Regions from separate parts of the Homo sapiens genome. Here regions 1 and 2 are each linked to region 3. Evidence: chromatin loops called from intact Hi-C (ENCODE). Cell type or tissue: PC-9. All regions are shown on one strand. Links, peaks and the distances in the headings refer to the core of each region. The heading gives the core; the rest is flanking DNA. Region 1 holds the start of LOC124900374. Region 2 has its middle 43 kb from the start of LINC02182. Region 3 has its middle 51 kb from the start of ZNF469.

Region 1 (9,864 bases), core at 2,732-7,731, 66 kb before region 3:
CTAAGGCCTTGGACTGAGCAGGTTTCAATGAGCTCTGGGCCCCTGGCCACGGTTGCATCTCCGGCCGTCAGTCCTAAGCCTCGCTCTGGGGACTGTCTAGAGTGGTAGGTGCTGGTCTGGGTGCACACACGTGTCCCTTGTGTTTGCTGCTGGGAGGACGCCGCTCTCACAAATTTTGAGAAATTGGCTGGGTTTAGGAGAGTGGAGGGGCTTTACTCTTTTACAAAACTGCTTGATCTTTGACGTTCTTCTCAATCATGCTCGCGGCTCCGTGTTGACTAGGATATAGAGCTAAATGCCGTCATTTCTTTTCTCCATGATCAAATCTCAAACCCATCTGTACTGGCCCCAGAGATATCAGATCCTAATCCCTGGGACCTGTGAATGCTACTTTACACAGAAAAAAAGGGTCTCTGCAGATGTGATTGAACTGAGGATCTTGAGATGGAAAGATTGTTCTGAACCATGGTGGGGCGGCGTCTGATGGCATCAGGAGGTCCCGATAAGAGGGAACAGAAAGAAGTTTAAGACACGGAGAAAAGGAGGAGGCTGCGTGGCCACGGACGCAGACTCTGGTGTGATGCAGCCATGACCAAAACGCCTGCAGCCCCAGGAAGACAGAAACACGGCGGAGAGGATCAAGTGAAAATGGGGAGCCCGGGCCAGCGTCTGGGGGTCTTGGTGCCTGACGGGGGCTTCCTGGTTCTAACAGCTGGGATGCGGTCCGGAGAGGCTCGAGCACGCTGCCACTATCCCAGGAGGCAATCAGCGATCTCACGCATGGTGGGCGGGACACAGGTGGGCCCTTCTGGGGCCTCAGCTGCTGATGCGGGTGGGAGAGGAAGGAGCCCGCATTTGAGGGAGGCAAAGTGTGCAGAGAGAAACACTTTGAGGTTCCTTTTCCTTGTGAGAAAAGCCCTGGGTGCCACCGCCCCTCACACGGCACCACCTGCCCCTCCCTGTGGCAGAGGCTGTCCCCATTCCATTTTGGGCTGGGGGAGGCTTGTGGTCCAAGGCTAAGGGGTAAGTACATGTGCCGCAGCCCTGGAATGCACAGTAGGTCATGCCCCCCGCTGAGGAATTGCCAGAGGCGGGGGACTTGTCTGATGTCACACCTGGCCTCACCCAGTTCTGCTGACGGATGGGCAGCCACAGGACCCGAAGTCCTGAAGCTTTGGGAAGTATGAGCCTGTCCTCTAGAAGGGCAGGTCCTGGCCTTTGTAAAGAGCTCATTTTGGTGGATTGAGAACCTGGAGAAGTGAAATTAATGAGCTGAAAGTGACACCTGCCTTTGACACAGAAAGTCCACCAGCCGCTCCTCCCCCAGCCCTACCACAGGGCAAGTTCTTGGCCCTGTGCAGGTCTGTCTCGGGTGGGGGCTGCCTCGGTTAACTCCCCTTCCCGTGGCTGTGGGGAGAGGCAGGGAGCAGCTGTAGAAACCAAGAATTCCGTCTGGATCTTCAGGGTGAAGGCTCTTTGCTGGCTGTTCCCTGCTGGTGGCACAGAGGGCTTCTGTGGATGAGGACTCGGAGGCCCCCTCTCTGAGCCCAAGGAAGGCCTCACACCCCAGTGAACCACAGAACAGGGGCCATGGCGCTGCACTGGCTGAAGCTCCGGCCTCCTCTCCCTCCCACCATCTGTGCAGGACGCCCGGCTCATCCCAAACCAACTTCCTGGAGCTTTCCGAGGCCGATCTACGAGTGACAACCAGGTGAGCTGCAGGCTGCACCGACGTTTCCACCTCACTCAGCCTTCTGGATTGTAGAGACTATGTCTCCACTCAGCATTAGTGAAGGAATTGCATTCTTGGGATTGGGGGAATCTGAGGGAAGAGGCCTTTTCCATCCCGGTGGTAGCAGAAGTGGAAATCTGTGCTGGAAATAAAACACCCTGAAATAACAGAAGAACTGGACATACTCCAGAGGGTTTTGAAGAAACCATCCCAGAGCGAGAAGGCAGCCTGGCTGCTCAAAGAGCCGAGGGGTGGGGCGTTTGAACTGCAGTTCAGTGACTGGAGAGGGGCCATTTGGGGCAGTGGCTTCCAAACCAAGTGGCTGGGCTTTGGTGGATGGGGAGCAGTCCATCATAAGCTACAGTTTGCAGGTCACGGATGGCTGCAAATTTCCTCCACGGCTGGAGGAAGATGGGCCCTTCCATGGGGCTGTCTAGGGCTCTGGGGCAGCTCTGGAAAAGACAGCCATGAACTTGGCCACGGGCAGGAGCCTGCAGAGTCCCAGCAGAGACCCCACCACCTGGGGGGCAGAGGCTCCCTATTGGGGTCCCCTCCTGGGGTCCTGGGTCCCCACAGACCAAGCACAGGCCGACAATTTCCCTGCCCTCACGCATCTCGGAAGGCTTGATGCTGGGCAGGGCCAGGGATGCTTCAGTGAGTTCTAAACATTCTCAGTGGATCAAAGATTCTCATAAACAGAGGCCTAAGTGCTTACATGGAAATTCCCAGTGGTTTATCTTGGGAATTAGTTAAGTGCAATAAAACAGGCTTCGGGCAGATCTGCGTCCTGTGGTGGCGTGACCCCCACACAGCCTCCTACGGATGAGCTCTGACCGGCTTGAGTGGGGCTGGGCTCCCTCTCAGTGGAGGAGCGTTTCATTAGCGACAGCTGGGGATCGTTCGCAGAAATGCAGGCGTGGCCCCCGGGAGAAGCAGACCTGTGAAAATCCGGACTTTGAAAATGGAAGTGAAAAAACAAGCTCTGTATGAGAACTAGGAGTCTCCAGGGATTCGTGTCTGAGTTCCTCTCTGTGAAGGAGCTTGCTGGCACTGGTCTGTCCAACCCCGGGGTTTACGGAGACTCAGGTTCCCGGACGATACTGCGTCTCCACGGCGTCCAGCGAAATGCCTCCCCCACCCCACCCAGTTGTTGGGCCTCTGGGGTAGAAAACGAACTAGGGGATTGGGATTCACTGGTGTACTCAACAGATGCATATGAGGCCCTTGTCGCAGGCTGGGCTCTGCCAGGCTGCTGTAGTACGCCGAGGTGAGTCCTCTGTGAATCGGGAACGCCCGCTCCCTGTGTCTGCCCAGAAGGCTGCACTTGTCCTGGGCCGCTCGCGGGAAGAGGTCACCCAGCAGGGAGATGTTCTGTGCCAACGTGTGCGGGGCCCCAAGGAGACAGAGGGAGGGGCAGGCGTGTGGGCCATGGTGGGGTTGGTTGGCTGAGGGCATGGGGTGCCCATGTGGGCAAATCCCTGGGACCTCCTGAGGAGGGTGGATTGGGACTTTGCTGAGAGGCTCAGAAGGGGTCAAGGGTGCAGTGGGCAGCTCAAGCCTCCCTTTTCCGGGGGGTCCAGAGTCGCCAGAGGACCCGTAGCCCCTTGCAGCAGCAGCAGGGGCAGATGGACAGACTTTGTGGGAAGGGCCCTGCAGACACCGCCTCTCCCATCCCAGAGGTGACTGTGAGGCAGAGGAGGAGAGGAGGCCTGCTGAGAACAAACCCTGGGTCCCCCACCTCCGAGACTGATGCGCCGGGCAGAGGCCGCCTTCCTGCCTCCTTGCTGGGGCATCTTCCCCTTCCTGCTGACCTGCGTGGCCATGAGACCCCAGGCTGGGCTGACCAGAGCCCTGGAACAAGCTCACAGAAAGCGCTTCTCCACTTCCCAGGGAGCCTCCTGCCCACACCAGCCTCCCTGTGGCAGGCCCAGTGTCCACACCACGTGTACTCATGGAGCTCGGCCCCTGGGAGACTTACTCCCCACCCCCCAGGACCTGCTCCTGGCACCAAGCTGGCCACAGGGGCCACGTCCTCTGCATGTGGCAGGCCTCAGGGACGGCCCTGCCCACAAGGTCACTCTGCTCCTGGGTCCTCAGGCCCCTTTGCTTCCAGGAGGAGCTTGTCCTTCCTCCTCCCACACCGAAACCCACAGAGAGGAGCGGACGCCCCGTGGCTCCTGCCCTGCCCTAGGCTGGCCACCCCTCATGCAGCTCAACTCCCACGTATTCCTGGGGCCGGGGCAGGCCAGCCCTGATGCCCACCTTCCTCTCTCCCATGGCCCCCTTTGAGGTGAGCCAGCCCTGTCTCCAAGCCTGGGGTGCTGTAGAGATGCCTCCTCCTGTCTGCTGGCTCCAGGACTGTCCCCTGCTCTGCCCCCACCCCAGCCTCCCCACCTGTGCATGTTCACAGAGCCATGGCACCTTCCAATACCTGCTGAGCTCAGCCCTGGCCCCTCATCCCAGCCCCATCTTCCTCCCACATCCTCCTCCCCCCTCATCCCAGCCCCATCTTCCTCCCACATCCCCCTCCCCAGCACCACCGCCTGACCCCTGCATGGCCAGAGGAGACACACCTTTGTCCGGCCTCCCAGCCCAGCCACACCTCAAGCTCAGCACAGGTCCCCGCTCCCCCGAGCCCCTCCCAGTCCAGTCCTGCTCGTCCCACACCTGCTGGGCTTTGGCGCAACCCTAGGCTGCCTGGCCACACGGCCCCCCGCCTCGCACCCTCGCGCCAGGCACAGGCGGTACTGCTCAGATGCTCACTGCGCTGCTTTCCAGTGGGTCTGGGGGCTCCTGAGGGTGACCGTGGCCTCTCCCCCATGTCCTTCCTGTCCTCATCCAGGGAGCGGGCACACAGGGCTGACTGCGGTTCTGTGCTCAGCAAGGGAGACGCCCATTTTCTTCGAGGATTTCCTCTGGCGCTGACCTACTAGATGCGTGGGTTCAAGGGACGGGGGCAGGGCAGAGGAGTTCAGGTTTCGGCAGCTGCCACTCCGCCCTCATCCTGTCAGGGACACCTCAGGCCAAGGCGCTGTCTGGATTTTAGCCAGCAATGGGGAGTCCCGCTCTGCCCTGGCCGCCGCCCACTGTCTCGTGTGAGTGAGTCACCGGCTGCTTCAGCTCCCTCCTCCTCCAGGGGTGACTTCACCCGGTCGGCTCTCACTGACCAAGAAAGGGATCCAAGAAATCAGGGGTGTGGAGGCAGGAGGCCAGGGGCCTTCCTGGGACCCCTCAGGAGGTTCCCCTAGCACCACTCGCAGGCAGAACAGCCCAGCCTCACCCCGAGGGCTGCGGGAGGTGCTGCTAGAAAATCACTTGGGGCTTCCTTTTGGCCTCCCAGTGAGTCATGAGGGCTGCGGCACAGAGGGGCAGGGGGACATCCAGGAGGGCTGGGTGCTCCTGCTGCTGTCCTGGGAGGGGGCACGGCAGTATCCGGCGGGGCCGGGTGCGTCCAGTAAAGGAGTGCGTGCAGCGTGTGGCATCTGAGCAAAGCCAGAGCCACACCGTGTGGCTGGGGACCGCAAACACCTCACTCAGCTCCCCTCAGCCTCAATGTTCCCGTCTGTGAAGTGGGGCACAGGAAACCCGCCCGTCCTGGGTCACAGGGTGCTGCAGGAGCAGACGGGAGTGGGTTGTGCCCTGCGAAACTCTGCACCTCGGGAGGCGGCGCGTCTCTCTCGCAGCCTCACTGGGGTGTGTGTGGCCCAACCAGGGGATCCCCGCTGGCTTCTCCACTCCCTTGGCTGCCTCCAGGCTCAGCAGAGGTGGTTTCTGTCCTTTGGTTTAGATGAAGGTGGTTGGCTCAGCGGAGACCATCTTTCTCTGGTAAATGGGGACAGAGGCCCAGAGGGGGTGGGATTGGCCCAAATTTGCACATGACGGGCCCTGAGTGCCCGGCCAGCTCCCCACCCCCAACAAGCTTGAGCTGCCACCCCTAAGTGCCAGGCTTCCTGGAGGGCCCCTGCCCAGGCAGCAGGCCTGAGTTCCGTGGGGATGGTGGCCTGTGCCCTCCGACAGACACGGGGTTGGCCACTACTGAGGGTCAGCAGCGTGTGAGGCTGGCTGGCCACTGTGAGGCTCAGGAGGGCAGGGGGCCCAGCCCTCCATGGAATGCAGGGCCACTGGGAGGCCGGGTTCACGCTGCAGGGACAGCACCACTGGAGCTATGGGGGGACTTGGGGCCACTGGGAGGCCAGGTCCACGCTGACCACAGGGATGGCACTGCTGGAGCTACAGGGAGGTTGCTGGGGCCGCTCCGGCTGAGCTTCCAGGTGTCAGGCCCCAGGCTCCAGGAGACAGTACGGCCTGTCGTGCACACGAAGGAACCAGGAGCAGGGAAGGTCACTCGTGTCCTCGGGGTCTCACGGTTGCTGGGGTATGTTCAAGTCAAAATAAAAATGTAGAGGCGAATTTCCAAGTTTAACGTTTTATTTGGGAAGAAAGGATTGCATCTTGGGGCATACGTGCCGACCAGGTAAATGGTGGAGGTTGGAGAAGCAGTAGAAGGTTGGTGGTTTTACAAGAAAGGAGAAGGTTACCTATTGCTCTTTGAGAAAGTTCACTGGCGCTGGGAAAGTTCTGAGGACCTGGGACGTGCTGGTCGGTGTGACAGCTGTGAGCAGAATTCCTTCTGGAGTTGGAGCAAGTGACCTCAGCAGCTGTGGATAAAACTGGTCCCAGGTGACAAAAGGCAGTTTCAGCAGCTGGACTTGCAGAGAGTTCCATCCTTGGAGCAGTGTCGTGCCCTGAGTACTTTTCCCCTGCCTTCCGAAGGCAGTTTTAGTTGGTGTGACAAGAATGACACACTTTGTATGATCAGTGTTTATAGGTGTGAGCTTGGTGGCGGGGGCATCCTCTGCAAACTCATCCCAGCCATAACCAGGGGGGCCCTGGAGCAGCAGCCCCCGCCAAGTCCTCGGGAACTGGATTCCAGGCGCTCCGGGTGCCCGGCAAGAGGACCTGGGTGTCCGTGGGTCACGACTCTGGAGCTCACTCTATCTGCCTTCTCCCTGCGGCTCACACTGGCTGGCGGCACCCTCCATCGGCGCCCTCACTCTCTGCGTGTGGTCTGTCCGTGTCACTCATCTGCCCCTGTCACTTTGGCTTATTTATACCTTGCTGCCGAGGGCTTGCTCCTGACCGTGGCTGCCATGGAGCCCCGCCTCCACCCGTCACCACATCGATTCTTTCCCTGTGGCCCCGTTTAAGTGCCCCAGGGAGGAATCTGGCCCAGTGCCTTCTTGCCCAGCCTCACTTCGGTGCCAGTCGCGAAAGCCCAGGGATTGTCTGCCCGGGAGCCCGACGCACACCCCTGGACACAGAAGTGCTGTCCGTTCAGACGTGGTGAGGAGGGGTCCGGGGGCCAGCTCTGCTCATCTCATGCCCAGGGCTGGTCCACCACGGACACAGAGCAGCACGTGGTCAGTGAGGCTGGAAATAAAGAGCCTACTTTTCCCGGCTGAGCTGAGTCCCTTTCGGTTCCAAATGGATTCTGTGTTCCTCCCTCTGGGGCAGGCTGGCCTGGCAGGAGGTCACCACACAGGGCCCCCAGGTGTGGAGTGGGTCCCTGGGGGATAAGGGCTGAGTGGAAATGGAGGGGAGGGTGCACCTGTTGGGGGATTGACTTACCCAAGTCCAGGAGGAGGCTGTACTGGGGGCAGGGGGTCAGCAGGGACACCGTGGCTGTTTGCAGGTCGGGCTGTTTGGGATAATGCAGCGATGAGTGTCCAGTAGGTTTCACTTCACTCACATAGATTCCTTGGGGTGGCACTGCCGGGTCCTGAGTAAGCCGACCTTTCACCTTTTAACAGCACCAGCTGGCTTTCCAAAGCGGCTGAGCCATTTCCCATGCCCCCCGGCAGCAAGGGAACCGATTTCTCCACATTCTTACCGGCTCCTGCCATCCTCTGGGTTTTGATCAGGGTTATTCCAGCAGGTGTGCAGTGGGCTTCGATGCGCTTTTCCCCTCTTCATGGAGGTTGAGCTCCTTTGGATGTGTTTATTTGCCATTGACATGTCGTCTTTGGTGAAATGTCTATTCAAGTCTTTTCCCTATATTTTAAATGTAAACTTTTTACTTTGGAAGAATTTTCTATTTCTAGGACAGTTGTGGCATGAGCCCTGCGTTCCCATGCCCCGTTGTCAGTCTCCCCCTCGCTGGTGTCTTAAGTCTCTGTGGTGCATTTGGCTACCCTGAGAAGATGACGTTGGTCTGTACATCAACAACATTGACTGACTACAGACAAATGTCAGACTTGGTTCTGATTTCAGTCGTTTTTTCACCAACATCTGTGTTCTGTCCCAGGACCCCGTGTGACACTCCATCCCCAGGGCCTCCTCTCAACTGAGACCGTTTCTCAGAATTTCCCTATTTTTGAGGACCTTGACAGTTTTGAAGAGGACCGGCTGAGTATTTTGTGGACTGTCCCTCAATTTGAGTTCTCCTGGCGTTTTTCTCCTGGGTAGAGTGAGATCCTGGGTTTTCAGGAAGAACATGCAGGGGTCAAGTGCTTGGTGCCTCATATCCCCGTGGGGGTTGGCACCGCCAGCAGGACGTGTGGCTGTCGACACTGACCTGGGCCGCTGGGCTGAGGTCACGCTTGTCACACTTCTCTACTCTGTTCTTTGGAAGCAAGTCACTAAGCCCGGGCCACCATAACATTTTTTTTGAGGTAAGCCTGGGAGGGTGCCCCAGACACTCGCTTGAAGTACATCGAATGTTTTCTGTGTGGAAAACGTGCAGCCCGGCCCCCATGAGCTGTGGGACACCAGGCAGGTCACCTCCCCTCTGTGAGCCTCCCCTGAAGAGGGAGGGGATCCTTGGACACATAGAGCCCTGGGCCTGGGCAGTGACATCACATTTAGGCCCTTGGAAGGGCATGGAAGGTCACGGGCTGCCGGGAGGAGAGATGGTATTTCAGTTGACCTAGGAGGGTCTGGGCCATGCAGGGCCTGGGTGAGGGCTGGGTATGCTGGGTCCCTCTGCTCAGCCCTCCCCTTTCTCACAGCCCAGTCTTTCCATGAGGAGCAGGTGAAGGTGGGGCAGGCACGGCAGGCGGGAGCTGGGCTCCACACCAGTGGAACTGGGTTTGAGTCTTTCCACTTTCCACGGCCGGCTGGGGCAAGCTGCATAATTTCTCTGCGCCTTAGCTTCTTTCCCTGCAAAATAGGGATAAAAACTGCACCCAGGCGGCTTGGCCTGTGACAGGTGGGTGCACCCAGGCGGCCGGGCCTATGACAGGTGGGTGCACCCGGACGGCCGGGCCTACAGCAGGTGGGTGCACCCTGGCGGCCGGGCCTGTGGCAGGTGGGTAGAACTGGTGTTTCCCACAGGAGATGAATATCACCCTGCAGCACATTCTTTTTCTTTTTCTTTTCTTTTTCCCAATCCTCATCTTTATTTTTATCTTTTCTCAACATCTTACTATGTGACTTTCCAAACACACGGACCTCTTAAGACCCCTGCACACACTATGGGCCCCGCCTCCACCTGGGCTGCCCAGCTTCCTCCCACCATGTCTGTGTGGCATCCTCCCACCCATCCTTACCGGGACGCTTGTTTAAATCACGTCTTCTGCACCTGCTGGTTGGTATCCTGCTCTCGGGAACTGCTGACCAATCCCCCCAGCACACATTTGCCGGTTTTTCTGTCACCAGGATGGCCCTGTGAGTTGTTACTCTATTCCATGAGTTACAACCTCAGTGGCTTCTGATGGCTCCTGAGGTGGTCAGGAGTGTCCCCACCTTTTCTGAGTGTGTCTGACTTCCCGGCGTAGATGCTCCAGGTGCACCCAGTCATTCTCCTGCCCACGCCCTGGACTCAGCCACTTCTCCATGGAGCCCCGGCTCCTTTAGAGCAGAGTGTTTTCTAGAAACCACCATCCAGGATCTAGGTTCGCGTCCTGCATTTCTAGGTGGTTGTGACATCAGCACTGCCTCCTGTAGACGGGGCAAGCCATCATCAGCTGGAGACTGGCATTCGTTAGTAGCTTTTTTTTCTTGGAGGTAAATTGCGCCTGCAGTGAAATGCCAAATCTTCATGGACCAGAATTCTGGCATGCATCCTCCTGGATGACCCCAAGCCCATGTGGGTAGAGAGAGGGTCTGGCCAGGGCCCTGCTCCCCACCCTGGG
Region 2 (9,864 bases), core at 1,766-6,765, 95 kb before region 3:
TTCCTCTCCAGAGCCCAGCAACTATTTGACATTCGGAGCTGCTCCTCAGGGTTCTGGGCACGTCGCATATTGCGCCCCAGCCTTCTCAGCAGCCAGGAGCTGGGAGGTGGAGGGGCCTGTGGTCTGGCCGCCGCCTAGCAGGCCTGCATGGCCACCTCCAGCCGGGTGCAGGCTGGCTGGGGTGGGGCTGCCCTTGACCTTGGGCTCTTCCTCCTCCGCCAGATCCTCAGGCGCTGGCTCAGCCTCCCACGGCCCGGGGGAGCCTCTGTCTGCTCCTTCCAGCCGTTCAAGGACGAGGCTTCCGAAAGACTCACTGTTCCTGTGTGGGGAACTGAGGCCGTGTGAAGGCTGGATGAACCGCTGCTGTGGCCTGGTGAGAAAGAGGCTGTGGGCACCGCGGCAAGCATCTCCCCTCCCACAGTGCCAGAGAGCCGTCCCCGCCAGGTTCTTTGTGTGTGTAGCCTCGTTTCTGCTTCTGTTTTCATTGTGGGGCTTGGGAGGAAATCGCCAACCTTCAGCACTGGGGCAGCCCCACCATGGCCAGTGGTTTGTCAATTCCTTTTGTCCCTGCCTGTGTCCAAAGTCTGGGGGCCACCTGGGAACCTGAACATCATTGCCGTCTTCCTGGCCTGGGCCGTGGGCTCACTTTGTTATTCCTCTTGGAAATTTGGCCAGGCCACCTTGGATGGGCCCCAGGCAGCAGGGGGCTACTGGATGCCGTGTTCTGGAGGTTTCTGCGGGAGGGAAGGCGCCCAAATGTATAGCAGCTGGCCTTGACTGGGTTCTGTTTTGGTGAGGGAGTTTGATTAGGCTTAGGGCCGCCTGGGCATGAAACAGGATCCCAAAACCTCAGCCCCATGACTCTCCCACTCTCCCACCAGGGGAAGGCAGATGTTTTGGGGCCGTGATGGGCTGGCCTGGCTGTGCCGAGGTGCCTGGAGGCAGATCTGTTTCAGGACCCCGATGGGGACGTAGAGGATGCGGGAAGCCCATGAGTGCCTCCTGTGCGCGAGCGCTTTGGTGAGCGCAGTGCAGCCGCCTTCTTGGTTGCTGGTGGACGTTCAGCCCTAATACCCTGCTCTCTCGCCCGCAGCCCCGTCTGAAGCCCCTGAAATTTGAACCTTGGTTTAGGGATTTGGCCTGTTTGTCAGTGGGTTTTCCACATGTGGTTTCCACAGGAACTTTTGCTGTTTAAGTGCTTTTTTAAACGATGAAATTATCTTTTTCCTATTGGGATGAGCTCACTGGCTTTTGTGTGGGCTGCAGGCGCTGGGTGATTGGAAGGGCCATGGACTTCTGAACCCAGAGGAGAAGCCCTGTGTACAAAAGCCGCTGGGTCTCAGCAGTCCCCGAGGAGGTGGTTGTGAACGTAGCACCAACTTCTTTGATCTTCTGAGATCACTGCGTTTTTCTAGTAAGGCCCCCATGGAAAGCTTAGCATGCAGGCACGTGGGTCGTGGCCTCCCTCTTGAGTGAGCTGAAGGATTTAAGAACTGTCAGCTTCCTATATTATAGATGGGATGGGATTTAACATCTGCAGCAGCCAGACTTTGTAAGGGCCAAGAAACTTGTGTGACCTTGTGTGATCTTGAGGGGCAGGGAGAAGACCTTTAGCTCAGAACGGTACAAAGAATTAACGCTGAGGACGAAGCCAGGGAGGGGAACCAGAGCCGGAGCTGGGCTAAGCCAGTTTCCACCTCCCATCTCGCAGCGCAGACCGGGGCTGGCTCCAGCCTCGCAGCGCGGACCAGGGCTGACCGTGGCACAGCCTGTGGATCATCCACCAGGGGTGCCTGAGGGGACCGGTTTGGACGCAGCCCGTGGGGAGCTGGGCGCGCTCTTCTGGAGCTGGACGGCCTCCAGGGTCCCCTCAGAGTGTCTCCGATGGGGAGGCTGGACACAGCGTCCCTGAACCAAGGGGGCAGTGCTCTCGTCACAGAGCAGAGGGCCGCACCGCCCGTGTTTGTCTTTCCCATTGCAGCTTCTCAGGCCCTAGGCCAGGCCTCGTTCCCATCAGATAAAGCCTGGGGCGGCCGGACGCAGTGCAAGCAATCGTGCCTGACTCACAGGAAGGGAGGAAAACAGGAATTCACGCAGAAGCTGTAATGTTCCCCCTTGGCCCTGGGAAGGGTGTGAAGGGATGTGCGGGGGGGCAGGCGGCCGAGCGGGGTGGGGGCGGCTCTGCCCTTCCTCGCCCCCTTCCAGGTGCCTAGACTTGGGAAGGAGAGGGATGCCGCCAAGCTCGGGTCCTGCAGGGCCCCGGCCTTCTGGTGTGGGATCTGGCTTGGGAAGGCCCGGCGCTGGGGCTGCTGCTGAAATTCTTGAGACTGGTTGACAAGGGATCCCGTGGTTTCATTTCGCACCGGGCCTCTCCAGGGATGGAGAGGGTCCTGACTGGCAGTGTCGAAGCCACGGGGTCTCTCCTTGGTCCCTGGCTCCCCTCACAGCCCTCCCTGCCCATGGAGCTCCGGGCTTCCGCACACATTTCTCTCCTTTTTAACGGCTCATTTCTTTGGGTTCAGCAGTACCTGGGTCCCCAGTGCCCTCCTTCTGAGGCTCTCTCCTTTGAGTGGCCACCCTCCCCCAACACACCTGGAGCGCGGAACTGGGAGTGCCGTGGACACCAGCCCTCCCTGGCCCAGAGCCTCTGCCTCTCCTGGGCCTCCCAAGAGTAAAACCTCTCCACGCCAGACCAGGCTGCAAACCTGGATTTGAAACCAGCGCTGTCGCACTCCTTGAACTGTATCAGGGGTTTTCAGTAGCGGGACGGGAACCAGAACCCAAAAGAGGCTCCTTCCTTGTCTTGAATTCCTCCCACCTGAGTTAGCATCTTGGAGGTCAACGTTTCAAGGAATTCAGTATCTGAGAAGAGAAAGACACCAAACCGTGGTTCCCCATGAGGACTTGTTGCTGAAAAAAACATCTAACTCCATACAATATTTGAAGAGAGTTATTCTGAGCCAGATGTGAGGAGCGTGACCCGTGACACAGCTCCAGGGGGTCCTGAGGACATGTGCCGCAGGGGGTTGGGCCACAGTGTGAGCTCATACACTATGGGGACAGGAGGTTCAGGCAGAGTCAGTCAATACTTGACAGATGTGCGTTGGCTCTGCCCAGAAAGGCGGGATGACTTCAAGGTGAGGAGGGGCTTCCTGGTCACAGGTGGGTTCAAAGACTTTCTGATTAGCAATTGGTTGAGAGAGTTAAGTTATTATCTGATCACCTGGACTCAACAGAAAGGAGTGTCTGGATTAAGATAAGGGGTTGTGGAGACCAAAGTTCGTATTCTGTAGAAGAAATCTCATAGGGGGCTGCCCTTCAAGGCAATAGATGGCAAATGTCTCCTATTGAGACCTTTGAAATGTGCTAGATGCTAAGCCCATCTCTCCAGCATCAGAAAAAGCCCTGGAAAGGGAAGAGGATTCTCTACAGAATGTGGATTTTCCCCACAAGAGACAGCTTTGCGGGGCCGTTTAAAATTATGTCAAACACTCTATTCCTTCCAGGACCTGCTCCCTGTCATGTGATGTTATACTAGACTCGGGTTGGAATTTGGTGTCTTATTGCTACAAACAGCCTGTGCTGTCAGTCTTAAAGTCTCAGTTTTAATGTGAGTGCTGGTCAGCTGGGCCTGAATTCCATAGGGAGGCGGGTATAAAGAGACGTGTCCGACCCCCACTTCCCATCACAGCCTGAACTTGTTTTTCAGGTTTACTTTGGAATCCTCTTGGCTGAGAAGAGGGTTCCATTCAGTTGGTTGGGGAGCTTAGAGTTTTATTTTTGGGCTGGGCGCGGTATCTCACGCCTGTAATCCCAGCACTTTGGGAGGCCGAGGCAGGTGGATCACCTGAGGTCAGGAGTTCAAGACCAGCCTGGCCAACATGGCAAAACCCCATCTCTACTAAAAATACAAAAATTAGCCGGGCGTGGTGGGGGGTGCCTGTAAGCTCAGCTACTCTGGAGGCTGAGGCAAGAGAATCGCTTGAACCTGGGAGGCGGAGGTTGCTGTGAGCCGAGCTAGTGCCACTGCAGACACAGCGAGACTCTGTCTCAAAAAAAAAAAAAATTATATTTGGTTCACAGACTTAAAAGAATCAGTGCTCTGCCAAGCAAACCAGCATCCCTCTAATTTTTTCTTAATTAATAAACTATTTTTAAGAGCAGCTTTAGGTTTCAGAAAATAGAGCAGATAACAATTACCATATCCCTTCTCTCCATCCTCCCTTGCCCTCCAGTTCCACTACTGAGAACATTCTGTGGGTGCTGACAGATGAATCATGGCACACGATCCCCATTACAGTATCACAGAGCAGCTTCCTGGGCCCCTAAATCCTCCATGCTCCTGCCACGGACCCTCCCTGCCCTCCTTGCTCCTGCCACTCACCCTCCCTGCCCTCTGTGCTCCTGCCAGTCACCCTCCCTGCCCTCTGTGCTCCTGCCACGCACCCTCCCTGCCCTCCGTGCTCCCGCCACTCACCCTCCCTGCCCTCCGTGCTCCCGCCACTCACCCTCCCTGCCCTCCGTGCTCCTGCCACTCACCCTCCCTGCCCTCTGTGCTCCTGCCAGTCACCCTCCCTGCCCTCTGTGCTCCTGCCAGTCACCCTCCCTGCCCTCCGTGCTCCTGCCACTCACCCTCCCTGCCCTCCGTGCTCCTGCCACTCACCCTCCCTGCCCTCCGTGCTCCTGCCACGCACCCTCCCTGCCCTCCTTGCTCCTGCCACGCACCCTCCCTGCCCTCCGTGCTCCTGCCACTCACCCTCCCTGCCCTCCGTGCTCCTGCCACTCACCCTCCCTGCCCTCTGTGCTCCTGCCAGTCACCCTCCCTGCCCTCCTTGCTCCTGCCACTCACCCTCCCTGCCCTCCGTGCTCCTGCCACTCACCCTCCCTGCCCTCTGTGCTCCTGCCAGTCACCCTCCCTGCCCTCCGTGCTCCTGCCACGCACCCTCCCTGCCCTCCTTGCTCCTGCCACTCACCCTCCCTGCCCTCCTTGCTCCCGCCACTCACCCTCCCTGCACTCTGTGCTCCTGCCAGTCACCCTCTGCCCAGCCCCGGCAGCTGCTGATCTTTCTTGTTTTCATGGTTTTGCCTTTTCCTGAATGTCATGGAGTTGGAATCACACAGTATCCAGCCTTCTCCAATGGGCTTCTTCACCTAGCAGCACCTAAGACTCCTCCCTGCCTTTTCACAGCCTGGCAGTTCCTTTCTTTATAGCACTGAAAAATATTCCATTGTCTGGAGGGACCCCAGCCCATCCATTCACCTATGAAGGTATCTTGGTTTCTCCTAAGTTTCTGGAGATGATGAAATCCACCCTCTAATTTTCACCTGTTTCTCTGTGCTCCGCCCCTCCCAACTGGGAGCTCTGACGGGGAGGGGGATGCCCACGCTGCCATGTGGCCGGCAGCACCCACTCACCCTGTGTCTGCTGAACTGCATGGTAGGGAACAGAAGGGAGGCTGGAAGTTCCCCGTGGGAAGGGAGAGAGGAATGAGCCCTTCTGTCCCTCTGTCGGGTGGAGAGCCGCACAAGTGACACACAGGGGTCCCTCCCTGATGCTGCTGGGAAGGAGGCAGGAGGAAGGGATGTCCCAAAGTGGGACGCAGAGACCCTAGATAGATAGACCCTAGGTAGACCCTAAATAGACCCTAGATAGACCCTAAATAGATAGACCCTGGATAGATAGACCCCAGATAGACTCTAGGTAGACCCGAGGTAGACTGCCTGGGTCTTTCCAAGCCAACTTGAGGGCTTCCCTTAGGAGGCCACTGTCCAGGTCCTCTCTGGGTTGGAGACTGGGGTTTGCCAATCACCACTTAATTTAAACACTTTAAAATGTATATATCTGAGAACATTCAGGACCAGAAGGCAGTGAAGTTGATAGCTTCCTATCAACCCTCTTAAAACCATGGAGATCCCAGCCTTCTCTGCAGGGAAGGGGGCAGAGCCCGGAACCTGACCCTGGGGCAGCCATGCCCTGTGATAATCCACCAGAGCCCAGCAGCCCACTGTCCTTGTTGAGAAGAGCAGGCGCCTCTGCTTTGTAGTGGAATCACTGCATACAGAACATGCTTCTGAAAGTTCCTGCCCCTCAGCCTTGTGGAGATCCGGCCTCCCTCCCTCCCATGGCCTTGGCTGTCTGCCCAGCTTCAGGAGATACAGTCCAGCCTCCTTGGTGACTGTGTGAGGCTGGGTGAGTCACTGCCCCCTTTCTGACCTTGTCTGATTCATGGTAAAACGGGCTATGAGTAACTGGTTTAATCTTGCACATGAACTGGGATTGACTGGTAATGGCTGTCTGGAGTCTGGGTCTAGCTCTGTGTAGATTAGACATGTCTGCCATGGTGCGGGTGAGGGAGGTGGGGTTGTGCCGAAGTCTCTGCCATCGGCTATTCTCTGGGGTTTTTCTACTGGTCCTACTCGTTTTTGTTCATTTTATAATCCAGAGTTGTGAGTTGGGTAGATCAGCTGGGAAAAAATTGAAAAGTAGTTGTTTTAATTATTTCCCCTTTATGTGGTTAAAAAGAAGATGAAGAAGATTCTTTAAGTTCTAGCATTGACTGTTGAAAGCCACTTATATAAAAGGTGCCAAGAACTACAGGATTCTTTCATCTACTGCTTTGCTTCAGGTGAGACTTGGAATATGATGGGATCAGGAATGGGTCTGAGTGCGAATTTTCATGATGGTCTCTCTTTTTTTTTTTTTTTGAGACGGAGTCTCGCTCTGTCACCAGGCTGGGGTGCAGTGGCGCGATCTCGGCTCACTGCAAGCTCCGCCTCCCAGGTTCACGCCATTCTCCTGCCTCAGCCTCCCGAGTAGCTGGGACTACAGGCACCTGCCACCACGCCCGGCTTATTTTTTTTTTTTGTATATATATATATATATATATATATATATATATATATATATATATATATTTTTTTTTTTTTTTTTTTTTTTTTTAGTAGAGACAGGGTTTCACTGTGTTAGCCAGGATGGTCTCCATCTCCTGACCTCGTGATCTGCCTGCCTTGGCCTCCCAAAGTGCTAGGATTACAGGTGTGAGCCACCATGCCTGGCTAACAATCACTGTGGTCTCTTAATGACAGTGTTATCTTGCATGCCCAGAAATTTACATTATTTCCAGCTTGAAATTGCCCAGCTAGGTAGGTATTACAATCTGATGGTGGAAAAGCTCAGGCAGACCTGCCCAGGCCCCATTGGCGGTGGAGGGGCTGCTGCTCTGGCCTGTGCTCGGGGCCATCGATCCTCCTGCCCAGAGAAGAGCCAAACACCCATGCCCATTGGTGACTGACCCTGAGCCGGCGATGCTGGCTGCCTATGATGATTTAAGGGGGTGATTCTCAAAGCCTGCTCTGTCCTGCCAGCCCCAATCAGCAGTGGGAGGTGCTCCCGGTCATTTCTGGAGGTCAGGACGTGTCTTCTCACACGGGTTTCTTTCACTTAGCCACAGTGTGGCCTGACCTTCAGAAATGAGTCACTTAAGGAGGAGTGGGAGGAAGTCCAGTCATTCCTCTAATAATCGTGTGATGGGGGAAGAGAGAGAGATTTGGAGGGAGGGAATGAGAGAGGCAGAGAAAGAGCATGGTGGGAGAGAGGCCACAGCTAGCAGCTGACAGTTGCCCAGGGCTGCGTGGGGAGGCTGGCCTTTCTGTATGGGATCGGTCACGGGCATGCTGACCGCCTGGCCTCAACACTGTGCCCACCAGGTGCAAGAATTGAAAAGGGAATGCACTAATATGCAGAACGTGGGGTCCACAGAGACGCAGATGCATCAACCAGAGAGCGAGAGAAGCGTCTCTGGAGCTGGGATAGGCCACTGTGTAAGATGCAAGGCTGGAGAGTGGGTATCTGCCAACCCCAGAGCCCTCAAAATAGGGGAAATTAACCGCTCCAGGTGGAAGGCAACTTAGGGATATTTTGGAGACAGGCACATCACCACTGTCACCTGCAGCCACGGGCAACCGCGAGTTGGTTTGAAGGATGGTTGAAAAGAAAAGCCCCTTGTGATGGAAAAGTCCTTCCCGGCCCACTTCCCCTCCCCAGCTGACGCCAGGGACCCTCAGTGTGCCCCAGCCTGCACCGCCAGCCCTCTCTCAGTGGGGGTAAGAGACACACAAGCCACCTGCCACCGAGGCCCACCCCAGGGGCTGGGCGGAAACCCCATCTTCCTGCAGGCCCTGGCTGCCAGGAGGGCCGCCCACACCATGTCAGACGCTGCCTGGCAGGGCTCTGCCATTGTCCCTGCTTGGTCACGGAGCAGCATGGGTTAAAAGTGCTATTGTTAGGCCGGGCGCAGTGGCTCACGCCTGTAATCCCAGGACTTGGGAGGCTGAGGCAGGCAGATCACTTGAGGTCAGGAGTTTGAGATCAGCCTGAGCAACATGACAAAACCCTGTCTCTACTAAAATTAGCTAAGTGTCATGGCACGCACCTGTAATCCCAGCTACTTAGGAGGTTGAGGCAGGAGAATTGCTTGAACTCGGGAGGTGGAGGTTGCAGTGAGCCAAGATCGCGCCACTGCACTCTAGCCTGGGCGGCAGGGTGAGACTCCCTCTAAAAAAAAAAAAAAAGCCCTATTGTCACATGAAAAGTTTATTTGTTGGGGACCTGTAAGGCTCAAGAGAATAAACCCAGACTTGGTGGCAGCTCTGTTGGTGGCTGAGCTCTGGGGACAGTGCTCTCACTGGGGTGGGCTCAGGTGTCACCAGGGCCCAGGCGACAACTGGGGAGCCAGCACTGAACCAGACACAGTGGTTGTCCCTCCCTTGCACTCATGACAGGCTCAGGGTCCTGGCAGGCGCTTGCAGAGCCCACTGGCAGGGAGTGTTGACATCCGGTCCCCACCCATCCCGATCACACCACTGATGTCATCACCTTGTACCCCTGGGATGCTTCATGGCCTCTCCACCATGCACACTGGAACATGGGGAGAAGGATGCCATGTCTGAGGTGGTATGAGATGACAAGGAGCATGCTTGGGGCCGGTGGAACAACGTGCTCCCAGCTGCCCCTGCCCTTCAGGGTGAGGGACCTGCTCCAGCAAGTTCAGGGCCCCGTGGAGACTCAGCCTGGAGAGGAGAGGCTCAAGGGCTCCTCCCGGAGTTCTGGGAATGTGTGGGAGATGGGGGCACCCTGCAGCTGGAAGGCGCTGTTTCCCGCTGCTGTGCAGACAGGATGGGAGGAAGGGGGTTCATGCCGTACCCAGGGAATTTGGCGAGACTGTTAAAGGCTGAGCAAGGAGCTCATGAGGCTTTGGTGGGGCTGGCATGGGTCCCCCAACCCTGGACGTCGCAGACAGCACCACCTGCAGGTGGCCCAAGCCATCCTTCAGGAAAGGCACTCGAGCCCAGCGCTCTGCAACCGGCTCTAGTGGTCAAGGGTGAGGAGCCTGGAGCCCCACACTGGGCCCTAAGGTTCAAGGGCTTCTCATCAGCGGCTTCTCATCCGTCTCACCCTGGTCTGCAGCTTCTTCTCTAAATGCATTTTCAAAATTCAAAATGCATTCAAAATTCTTCAACAATGCATTTCTGCACAGCTCTGGAGGCCAGAGTCCGAGTCAGGGTGCCGGCAAGGCTGGCTCTTCTGAGGCCTCTCCCTGGCTTGTCGAGGCCGCCTTCTCCTTGTGACCTCACTTGGCCATCCCTCTGTGCATCTATGTCCTAATCTTCTCCTAGAAGGACACCAGGCAGATTGGACTGGGGCCCACCCAGATGACCTCATGCTACCTGAGTCACCTCTCTAAGCCTGTCTCCAAATACGGTCACATTCTTAGGCCCTGGGGGTTAGGACTTCTACATGTGCACTTTGGGAGGACCTAGTTCAGCCCAGAGCAGATGGGAGGAAGCTCCAGCCTGACCACCGCC
Region 3 (9,864 bases), core at 2,108-7,107:
CCTGCCACCTGGCTTTGGTAGATGCACCTTCACCTGCTTCCCTGGACGAGGTGGGCTGCAGGCCACATCCTGTGAAGCGGGTAGGCAGCCCCATCCCAGGGCGTAAGCATGGTGTGGGTGCTGAAATGTTCTCATCTGCGGTTCCCAGGGCCAGCTAGGGGCCAGGCCTGTGCCATCCTCAACATATCACGTTGGGGTTGGGGGGGGGTCTGTGCTCACGGTGGGCTGCGTCACCGGCAGCAGGACAGGGCACGTGCTCCGTACCTCAGGGCTGAGTGCTTCCAGGGCCACCTCCTTGTTCCTCCCTCCTCTCCGCTCCTCCACCGCCCTCTCCCCTCCCACCTTCCGTGCACACTCACTGAGCACTGACAGGGCAGCCTGGGCTCCATGCTTAGACCCCGCACCACAGGTGTCATCCGGAAGGAGCTGGAGAGGCCGCAGTGTGGTCGGAGCTGACTAGGCCCGGCTGCTTGAGAAAACCGGCCGGATCCCGAGTTCAGCTGGGGCCCACACACCCACCGGAAACACACCCAGCAGAGCAGAAACCAGAAACGTGAGATTGTCTACCAGAAACACTTTCACGGCCGGGCTCCATCACGGCTGCACACCCACCTGCTGTCCCAGCCAATGGGGAATGCACGACCCATGCTGCTGCCCAGGCAGGAGAGCAGCAGCTCCCGGCACACACGGCGACTCCCACAGACACAGAAGGGCACACGCCATGGGAGCCACGGTCCTAAAGCTGGGATGAGGTCGAGGAATCCGCAGGTCCCAGGGAAGGAGGAGCTGCCGAGTCTGTGCTTCTCGCCCGGGGCTGCTGTGCAGGCAGACGCACGCTATGTCATGGGCCAGGCCGGACACTTCAGTCTTGGTGCTTTCTGCACGTGTACTGTATTCTGCCTTAAAGGTGTATTTAAAATGCCTGTAGAGGAACAAAATTCTCACTCTGCTGCTGACTGTGTGACCTTGGCTGAACCATATGACGGCTCCCAGCCTGCACTTCCTTACCTGTGTGATGGGAATGATAGCAGTGCCTTCTTCACAACCTCCAGGGAGGTTCCCCAGGAAAACGCCATGGCAGTTCTCAGCCGGGGCCTGGCCGCATGGCTACCGTCGAAGCTCTGCTGCTGGACCTGAAACGCCACGGCCCCAGTGCAAGACACCATCAGTGTGTGCTCTGTGGGGAAGCTGATCCGATGCACCTGGCCTGACATGGATCTTTGTGGGGTCCAGGGCCCGGGTTCTTCTCCAACGCACTGATCTCCTCCATCCCTGGCTCCCAAAATGCACCAGACAAGGAAAACCAGAAGAAATCAGATACAACCCTCAAGCGTTCCAGCCGGGGGGCTGGGATGTGCACACACAGCTGAGTGCAATGGGAGAGGGTGCGGTGTGAGCAACAGAGGCGCCCAGTCTAGGGAGGGCTGCTTCCCACACAGTGAGCACCACACAGGAACCAGAGAGGATTCCAGGTGTCCAGAGAAAACAGCTGGGGCAGGCGGGTGGGGGAGACGCAGTTTGGCCACAGCAGAGGAGGCCGAGGAGGAAGCGGAGGAGGCCGAGGAGGGAGCAGAGTCAAACCGAATCAGCAAGAAGGGTCAGGGCCCTAAATGTTCTCCACGGGGTCCCGACGTTCACCCGCAGCCGGAGTCCTTCAAAGAAAACCCAGAGACCACCTGCCTCCATATTTCCTGCAGTTTTTATAAAAGTGCAAGTTCCTGTATCCGACCCATGATGTGCTGACCGGGAGCTCTGGCAGTGGTATCCGGGGTCTGTGTGTCGACCCTCACTGTCAACAACAGGGAGCCACAGAAGGTTCATGAGCTGGGGAGTAACACGGCCGCTGCTGTCCGTGACTGGGCAGGTGGTGAAGGGGCTCCAGGGAGGGAGCCCAGCCAGTGTGTTTGCTGCTTCTTCATCTTCTGAGAACACGGAGAAGCCCCGTTGGAAGGAAAGGCCTGGGTTAGTATTGATCCAGATGTGGACACAGCTAGCCGATAAGGGAGGGTGTGTGAGACGTGATTTAATTCCTCCCACCAACCGCACATCGCTGCCTAGCGGAAGCCCCCTCCAGGGGTCTCACCTCATACCACAGCCAAGCAGGGGCTGGGGGCTGCCTCCCGCTGGCCCTCTGAGGGCCTGAGTCAGAAGGGTGAGGATGAAACACAGGTGGGAGCTCCCCAGATTCCCCAGAGGGGCTCCCTTCTCAGAGGCGAGGGCTAGCACCTCTGCCAGCCACTTCTGCCCCTGAAGGCCCCAAATCCTGGGAGCGCTTCGGTCCCCAAGAGACTGGGAAGTTGGTCACACTGACAGGGAATTGGTCCTCATTGAAAACATTAGTCTTTCAGCTGTTCCAGGGGAAAGGGGACGGGGGTCAAGGGAAAAGTTCTTAACAACATTTGTGCTGAAAACATGGGGTTGGGGGCAGCAACCCCAAGGTGAGAACAAGCTGAAACCTTTCCTGGGATGCAGACGCCTTCACAAGGCCTCACCCACCAGAGCAGAGATGGCCTCAGCCCTCAGGCCATCCGGTGAGGGACGGACAAGCACCACGGGCGCCCACAGGCGTGGCATCATCCAGGCACCCAAAGGAACGTAGTCTGATGCACTCTGGGCACAGGGTGCCTGGGTACAGGCAGAGTGGAAGCAGCCAGTCACAAAAGGCCACATCCAGCCTGATGCCATCCACATGAAATGCCAGGCATAGGCAAAGCCTCAGAGGCAGAGGGAGGTCAGCGTTGGACTTGGCCTTCTGACTTTCGGTTAGAGCGTTTCTCATTTAGGGACATGCAATGATGCTGTCATCACCCCTAGGCAATGGGCACTTATGCTGTGGCTGTTTCCTGTGAATGCACTTGCACACGGGACCTGTGGCATCCTGTGGGCGTCCTGTGAGTGTTGTGTGGGTGTCCTGCATGTGTGTGCACATGCGAAGGCCCTTCCTAGCATTTCTGCTGTGTGTACTGTCGGATACGGTCCTGGAAGTGGACTCCACGTTGCCGTGATGATGTGTGGGGCATTGGTGCCATAGCCACGCCTTCTGAAAAGTCATGCCCATTCAGGCTCCTACCCTGAGAGCGGAGTGGGTTTGCTTCTCCACACCGTCCTTAGCACGCATATTCCCAGTGGTTCTCATGCGTGAGCAACAGTCACAAAACAATGACGTGTTGTGGTTTTCCTGGCATGTCTTTGGTTCTCACTGGCCCAGACTGTGGCCTCCGCTTCATGGACAGAGGGACTAAGAAAGAAGCTTGTGTCTGGCTTGCCACGTGTAGAGGCAGAGGCATGGCCCACACCCCTGCCTCAGTCAGCACAGGAGGTGAGAGACTTCTGCCCCCAGGGAAAGGAGAAGTTTTCTCTCCTGGCCCTCCCATGATCTCTCCTGCTGAGGCTGCACACTGAGTGACAGGCCAGCCACTGCCGCATGCTACCTGTTTGCCACTCTGTGACCTTGGGCTTGCCCCTTCAGTCCTATGAGCCTCATCCACAAAAATGGAGACACATTCCCTGTGCAGCAAATGGTTTGTGCAGACTGAGAACATGTCTGCAAAAGCACCTGGCATGCAGCAAGTGCTCACTAAACACTGAGCAGCTGCATCATCATTGTCATAGTCATCACCATCGCCACCACCATCACCATCACCACCATCGTCACCATCACCATCGCCATCACTATTACCACCATCATCACCATCATCACCATCACAACCATCACGACCACCACCACCATCACCACTATCACCATTGTCACCATCGCCACCACCATCACCATCGTCACCATCACCATCACCATCACTATTACCATCATCACCATCATTACCATCACCACCGTCGTCACCATCACCACCACCATCACAACCGTCACCACCACCACCATCACCACCATCACCATCGTCACCATCACCATCACCTTCATAGTCATCATCATCACCATCACCACCATCACCATCATTATCATCATTGTTACCATGACCATCACCACCATCATCCTCCTCACCACCATCATCACCATCATCATCATCATATCACCATCACCATCACTACCATCGTCATCACCATCACCACCACCAACACCACCATCATAACCATCATAATCACCACCATCATCACTACCACCATCATCACCATCATCATCACTATTGTTATCACCACCACCATCATCCTCATCACTACCATCACTATCATCACCATCACCACCATCGTCATCACCATCACCACCACCACCACCACCACCATCACCACTATCATCACCACCATCATCATCATCACTATTGTTACCACCGCCATCATCATCACCACCATCATCATCTTCATCACCACCATCACTATTATCACCATCATCACCACCATCATCATCACCATCGTCACCATCACCATCACCACTATCATCACCACCATCATCATCATCACTATTGTTACCACCGCCATCATCATCACCACCATCATCATTCTCATCACCACCATCACTATCATCACCATCATCACCACCATCACCATTGTTGTCATCATTATTCATTTTTCCTTTTCTGGAGACACCCATGAGTCCTGGAAGCTCAGGATGCAGGCTTTAGGAGTAGCCCCCTCCTCATTCACAGGAATATGAAGGCCTGGCATGGCAGTGACTTGCCCAAGGCCACTGTGCCAAGAGCAGAGCTGGGTTTGACCCTCTGTCTCCGCATGGCCCTTGGCAGCCCCCGAGTCCCCTTTGGCAGATAGCTTTCCTCACAGCCCTGAGGACAGGCATGATGGGACAGGGAGTCTCTCTCCACCCCCTCCTTGGTGTTTAGTTGACATCAGTAAAGCCACCGAAGGAATCTTTCAGAAATAAACAAAGTTGCATTTTTTGACAGAGGATGGAAAATGACTCATAGGAAATCAGCATTCCAAGTGCACTACCCCATTAGGTATTAAGCGGGTCGGGTTTCGGCACAGCGTCCAAGAATGCTGTGGCTTATTGCAGGAGGATGACACCGTCTGTGTGGGGAGCTGGCGCGGGTGCCTGAGGCCTGGAAGCACCCGTGGGAACCCATGATGTGCCGTCACCGCGTGCCCTGCCCCCTCTGTGCCGGCTCTCCTGGCAGTGCTGAGCACCGCCACGCTTGGGCACAGCCTTGCCGCTGGCCCTGGCCTTGAGCAAGGTCCTTGCAGCATCACTGGATGCTGGGTTCTAATTTGGCTCTGAATCTGACTTGCAGGTTTGGGCCATTCCAGAAGAATAAACCTTTCTGTGTGCACCTCTGGCAGGCAGCCACCTGGCATAGGCCATGTGAGGCAGGGAGAGGGAAGGCACCATGAAAATCAACAAAGCAAGTCCTCCCCTAAGGGACTCCAGAACCCGTGGGTTGAGATGGGCAGGATGGGGGAGGGGGGGCTGCTGGGAACAGGGTGAGGGCCCCCAGCACCACTGCTCAGGCCGGCTCTCACAGCCTGCAAACCCTTCCCACAAGACTCCACACAAGCAGCCTCTGCAGCCAGCCTCCTCACCGTTTCACAGACGAGAAGACCAAGGCCCCGGGTTGCCCCTTGAGTCTGGGCACTGGAGACCCAGTCATGCTGCTTTCCAGCCCATGACCTTCCCACCCCCCTGTCAGAGCCACCGAGCTGTGTCCCCAGGAGCCACGTCCCTGCCCAGCCTCTGTGGCACCCAGAGGTGCACTCTGGCACCAGGACACACCCCGTGGGTCCTTGTGCTGCTGCTCATTGGTGATTTGGCGGTAAACCTTAGAGGGAGGAGGCCTGCTGGGATCATGTGCCCACTGCCCATGCTGTGGCCTCTGTGGGCAAAGCGAGTGTCCCCACATCCACCGTCCATCCGTGAGTCCCCTGCTTGATGCTTCCTGAGAGCCTCCACCCACCCAGAGGGAAACCAGGTGTGGTCTCCAAGCCGGTGGGTACGGCCAGGGGAGAGAAGGCTCCGGACTTGCTGAGTCACGGAAGAGGGGCCCATGGGTGGAGAAGGCTCGGACTTGCTGAGTCACGGAAGAGGGGCCCATGGGTGGAGAAGGCTCGGACTTGCTGAGTCACGGAAGAGGGGCCCATGGGTGGAGAAGGCTCGGACTTGCTGAGTCACGGAAGAGGGGCCCATGGGTGGAGAAGGCTCGGACTTGCTGAGTCACGGAAGAGGGGCCCATGGGTGGAGAAGGCTCGGACTTGCTGAGTCACGGAAGAGGGGCCCATGGGTGGAGAAGGCTCGGACTTGCTGAGTCATGGAAGAGGGGCCCACGGGTGACTGAGCGACAGTTACAACTTGGAGACATTTCCTTCCAGCAAAGATGCAAAGGTGGGGCATGAAGGCAGGAGCACGGAAGTCTTTGCATGTGTGGCCGGGGCTGCCTGCCCAGGGAAGGCATTTTCATTCTTCCCACGGATGCGGGCCCGCGAGGTGGGGCTGGTAGTAAAGATCCCGAGGAGAATAAAAACACACCAAGAACCGGAGCACTTCACACACTTGAGCAAGGGAGAGTGACGGCTGCGTGGCAGGGGGTGGGGGGGACGTGGGGGCAGTTGCAGTGTGTGTGTGTGTGTTTGTGTGTCTGTGTGTGTGTTTTTGTGCATCTGTGTGTGTCTGTGTGTGTCTACATGTGTATGTGTTTGTGTGTCTGCATGTGTGTCTGTGTGCATCTGTGTGTATCTGTGTGTGTCTGTGTCTATGTGTTTGTGTGTGTGTGTCTGTGTGTGCATGTGTGTCTCTGTGTGTCTGTGTCTGTGTGTGTCTGTGTGTGTGTGTCTATGTGCATGTGTATGTCTGTGTCTGTGTGTCTGTGTCTGTGTGTGTGCCCAAGGGAGGCAGGCGTGAAGCTAAGGAAGTCTTGCTCTGTGTTACAAATGTCACTCCCTTTCCTAAGAGACCAAAGAGTTAAGAAATTTTTCAGGTTTGTTGAGATGCTGGACTAAGCTGGACTAAGCCTCCTGTGAATGCCCCCTTTGAAAAAAATTCTGGGGATGGATGGTAAAAAACAACAACAACAATCTTACCTGAAACGCTCGGGACCAGAAGTGTTTTGGTTTTGATTTTTGTCACATTTGGGAATGTTTGCCTTACGCTGACCAGTTGAGCATCCCTGACCCAGCATCTGAAATCAGACATGCTCCAGGGAGCATTTCCCAAGAGCATCATGTCAGAGCTCAAACAATTTTGGGTTCTGGGGCATTTTGGGTTAGGGATACTCAACCTGTATGACCCAGGGTGTGCACACATCACAGAGCCGGGAGTGATTCATCTGTCCCAGAAGGTTCAAAAGGTCAAACTGTGACCAATTCATGTCCACCTGGAGCCGATGACTGTGGCCTTATTTCATATAAGGGTGTCGGCAGATATGATTGCACTAAAGATCTCAAGATGAGGTTGTCCTGGACCAGGGTGGGGCCTAAATCCTATGAAAGCGTCATAAGGAAAAGGGAGCCTGAGATGGGAAGATGCCGACGGGAGGACACACATGTGATGGATACAGATGAGGGAGCCGTGTGGGAAGATGCCGACGGGAGGACACATGTGACAGAGACGGACGTGGGAGCCGTGAAGGAAGATGCCGACGGAACGACACATGTGTGACAGAGATGGATGTGGGAGCCGTGAAGGAAGATGCCAACGGAAGGACACATGTGTGATGGAGATGGAGGGGGAGCCGTGTGGGAAGATGCCAACGGGAGGACACATGTGTGATGGAGACGGACAGGGGAGCCATGCAGCCACTGGGCACAGGAAGAGGCAGGGAGGACCCACCAGAGCCTTTGGAGGGAGCACAGCCCTGCGCATGCCTTGATCTGGGACTCGCAGTCTCCGGGGCTGTGAGAGGATGAACGTCTGTTGCCCTAAGCTGCTAGGTTTGCCAGGAAACCAGGCCAGGCTCTCCACCACCCCAAAACTCAGAGCTTAACTGTAGGGTCAGATGCAGGCCAGGCTCTCCACCACCCCAAAACTCAGAGCTTAACTCCCTGGTTAGTACATATCTGGATGCACGTCAGGAATGCAGGCAGGGCTGGATGCACTTCCGCTCCACATGGTGTGGATGAGGGCCACTCCGGGGTGCTCTGTGGGCAGCTGGGCTGGTCAAAAACTTCCAGGGCGGCCTTACTTCTGCAGCTGGTGCCATGGCGAGACAGCTGGAACGTCCCCACAGGGCCACTCTGGCACGGGGTCTCAGGGTGGCCAGGCCCCCTCCTCGGCCCCTCAGGGCTCCCAAAGTGAGTGTCTGGAGGGGCCTCTGATGACCCAGCCACAGGGCCTCACTTTGGCCACACTCCACTGTTCAGGCATTGCCAAGTCCAGGCAGATGCCTGGGAGGGGAATTAGCTCTGCCTCCTGATGGGAGGAGAAATGAGAGCCTCGATAAGCATCGAATCAATGAAAGAAAGAAACTCACATGGAGGCATTGACGCAGCAACACCATGCATGTTCATCCTTCACGTGAGACACTAACATGCCAATACCACGCACATTCGTCCTTCACGTGAGACACTGATGCGCCAATACCACACATGTTCATCCTTCATGTGAGACACTGATGTGCCAATACCACACACATTCATCCTTCACGTGAGGCACTAACATGCCAATACCATGCACGTTCATCCTTCTCGTGAGACACTAACATGCCAATGCCACGCATGTTCATCCTTCATGTGAGACACTGATGCACCAATACCACACATGTTCATCCTTCATGTGAGACAGTGATGCGCCAATACCACACACGTTCATCCTTCACATGAGACACTAACATGCCAACACCACACATGTTCATCCTTCACGTGAGACACTAACATGCCAACACCACGCATGTTCATCCTTCACGTGAGACACTAACATGCCAACACCACACACATTCATCCTTCACTTGAGACACTAACACGCCAATACCACGCACGTTCATCCTTCACGTGAGACACTGATGCGCCAATACCACACATGTTCATCCTTCATGTGAGACAGTGATGCGCCAATACCACACACATTCATCCTTCACGTGAGACACTAACATGCCAACACCACACATGTTCATCCTTCACGTGAGACACTAACATGCCAACATCACACATGTTCATCCTTCACGTGAGACACTAACATGCCAACATCACACACGTTCATCCTTCACGTGAGACACTAACATGCCAATACCACGCACGTTCATCCTTCACATGAGACACATGCCAATACCGCGCATGTTCATCCTTCACGTGAGACACTGATGTGCCAATACCACACATGTTCATCCTTCATGTGAGACACTGACATGCCAACACCACACATGTTCATCCTTCACGTGAGACACTAACGTGCCAACAGCACATATGTCCATCCTTCACGTGAGACACCGACATGCCAATACCACACACATGCATCCTTCACATGAGACACTGACACGCCAATACCACGCAGACTCATCCTTCACATGTGCGATTCGGTGGCTTTTCATGCATTCACAAAGTTATGCGACCATCACCACTATCTCATTCCAGAACAGGTCATCATCCCCAAAACAAACCCCATACCCATGGAAGTTCACCACCTGCCGTTCCCCCAGCCCCTGGCCACCCCGAGTCTACCATCTCTGCTCTTCTGGGCATTTCCTGTGAGCAGAATCATGCTGTGTTTGCCCCTTTGTGTCTGGCTTCTTCCACTCGGCCCCGTGTTTTCAAGGTTCCTCCACGTTGCTTCATGTGCTAGTGTTTCACTCCTCTTCGTGGCTGAAAAGTATATTCTGTCATGGTTTAACCGTTCACCAAATGATCAGCATCTGGGCCATTTCCACGCTGGGGCTATGGTGAGTAGTGCCGCTATGAACGTTCACACCTGGTATGGTTTGGCTGTGTCCCCAACCAAATCTCATCTTAAATGGTGGCTCCCACCATTCCCGCATGTGG

What was found. Hi-C counts contacts between places; a loop is a spot of excess contacts. Peaks named below come from ENCODE experiments on the same cell type or tissue, not always from the same donor. Only the 100,000 strongest peaks of a DNase experiment are listed, where the experiment ranks them.
Region 1: it touches region 3 in a loop (15-fold over the local background); 3 of 110 quality-filtered maps call a loop at or near these places.
Region 2: it touches region 3 in a loop (16-fold over the local background); 6 of 110 quality-filtered maps call a loop at or near these places.

What each region holds. Positions count from the first base shown.
Region 1 is chr16:88,260,366-88,270,229 of GRCh38, forward strand. It overlaps LOC124900374, which reads right to left and starts at 4,175. Exons shown (of 2, transcript XM_047435026.1): 1 at 2,448-4,175; 2 at 1-1,869. The coding sequence starts at 3,685. The coding sequence ends at 2,726. It overlaps LOC107984862 (a long non-coding RNA gene), which reads right to left and starts at 4,769. Exons shown (of 3, transcript NR_171663.1): 1 at 4,400-4,769; 2 at 2,448-2,670; 3 at 189-1,874. It also overlaps a transcript of ZNF469 not described here. RefSeq lists enhancers at 258-1,123, 4,220-5,419, 4,417-5,221, 4,813-4,962, 5,222-6,024. In PC-9, for the core only: no CTCF peak of the experiment used is centred there; a DNase peak (open chromatin) is centred at 4,766; H3K4me3 peaks cover 405 bases; H3K27ac peaks cover 436 bases.
Region 2 is chr16:88,232,802-88,242,665 of GRCh38, forward strand. It overlaps a transcript of ZNF469 not described here. Among named protein-coding and RNA genes, the nearest start is that of LINC02182, 43 kb to the left of the region's middle. RefSeq lists enhancers at 7,342-7,636, 9,535-9,864. In PC-9, for the core only: no CTCF peak of the experiment used is centred there; DNase peaks (open chromatin) are centred at 3,661 and 6,100; H3K4me3 peaks cover 3,291 bases; H3K27ac peaks cover 4,877 bases.
Region 3 is chr16:88,327,355-88,337,218 of GRCh38, forward strand. It overlaps a transcript of ZNF469 not described here. Among named protein-coding and RNA genes, the nearest start is that of ZNF469, 51 kb to the right of the region's middle. RefSeq lists enhancers at 5,265-6,464, 5,709-6,003. In PC-9, for the core only: no CTCF peak of the experiment used is centred there; DNase peaks (open chromatin) are centred at 4,877, 5,859 and 6,270; H3K4me3 peaks cover 1,739 bases; H3K27ac peaks cover 2,800 bases.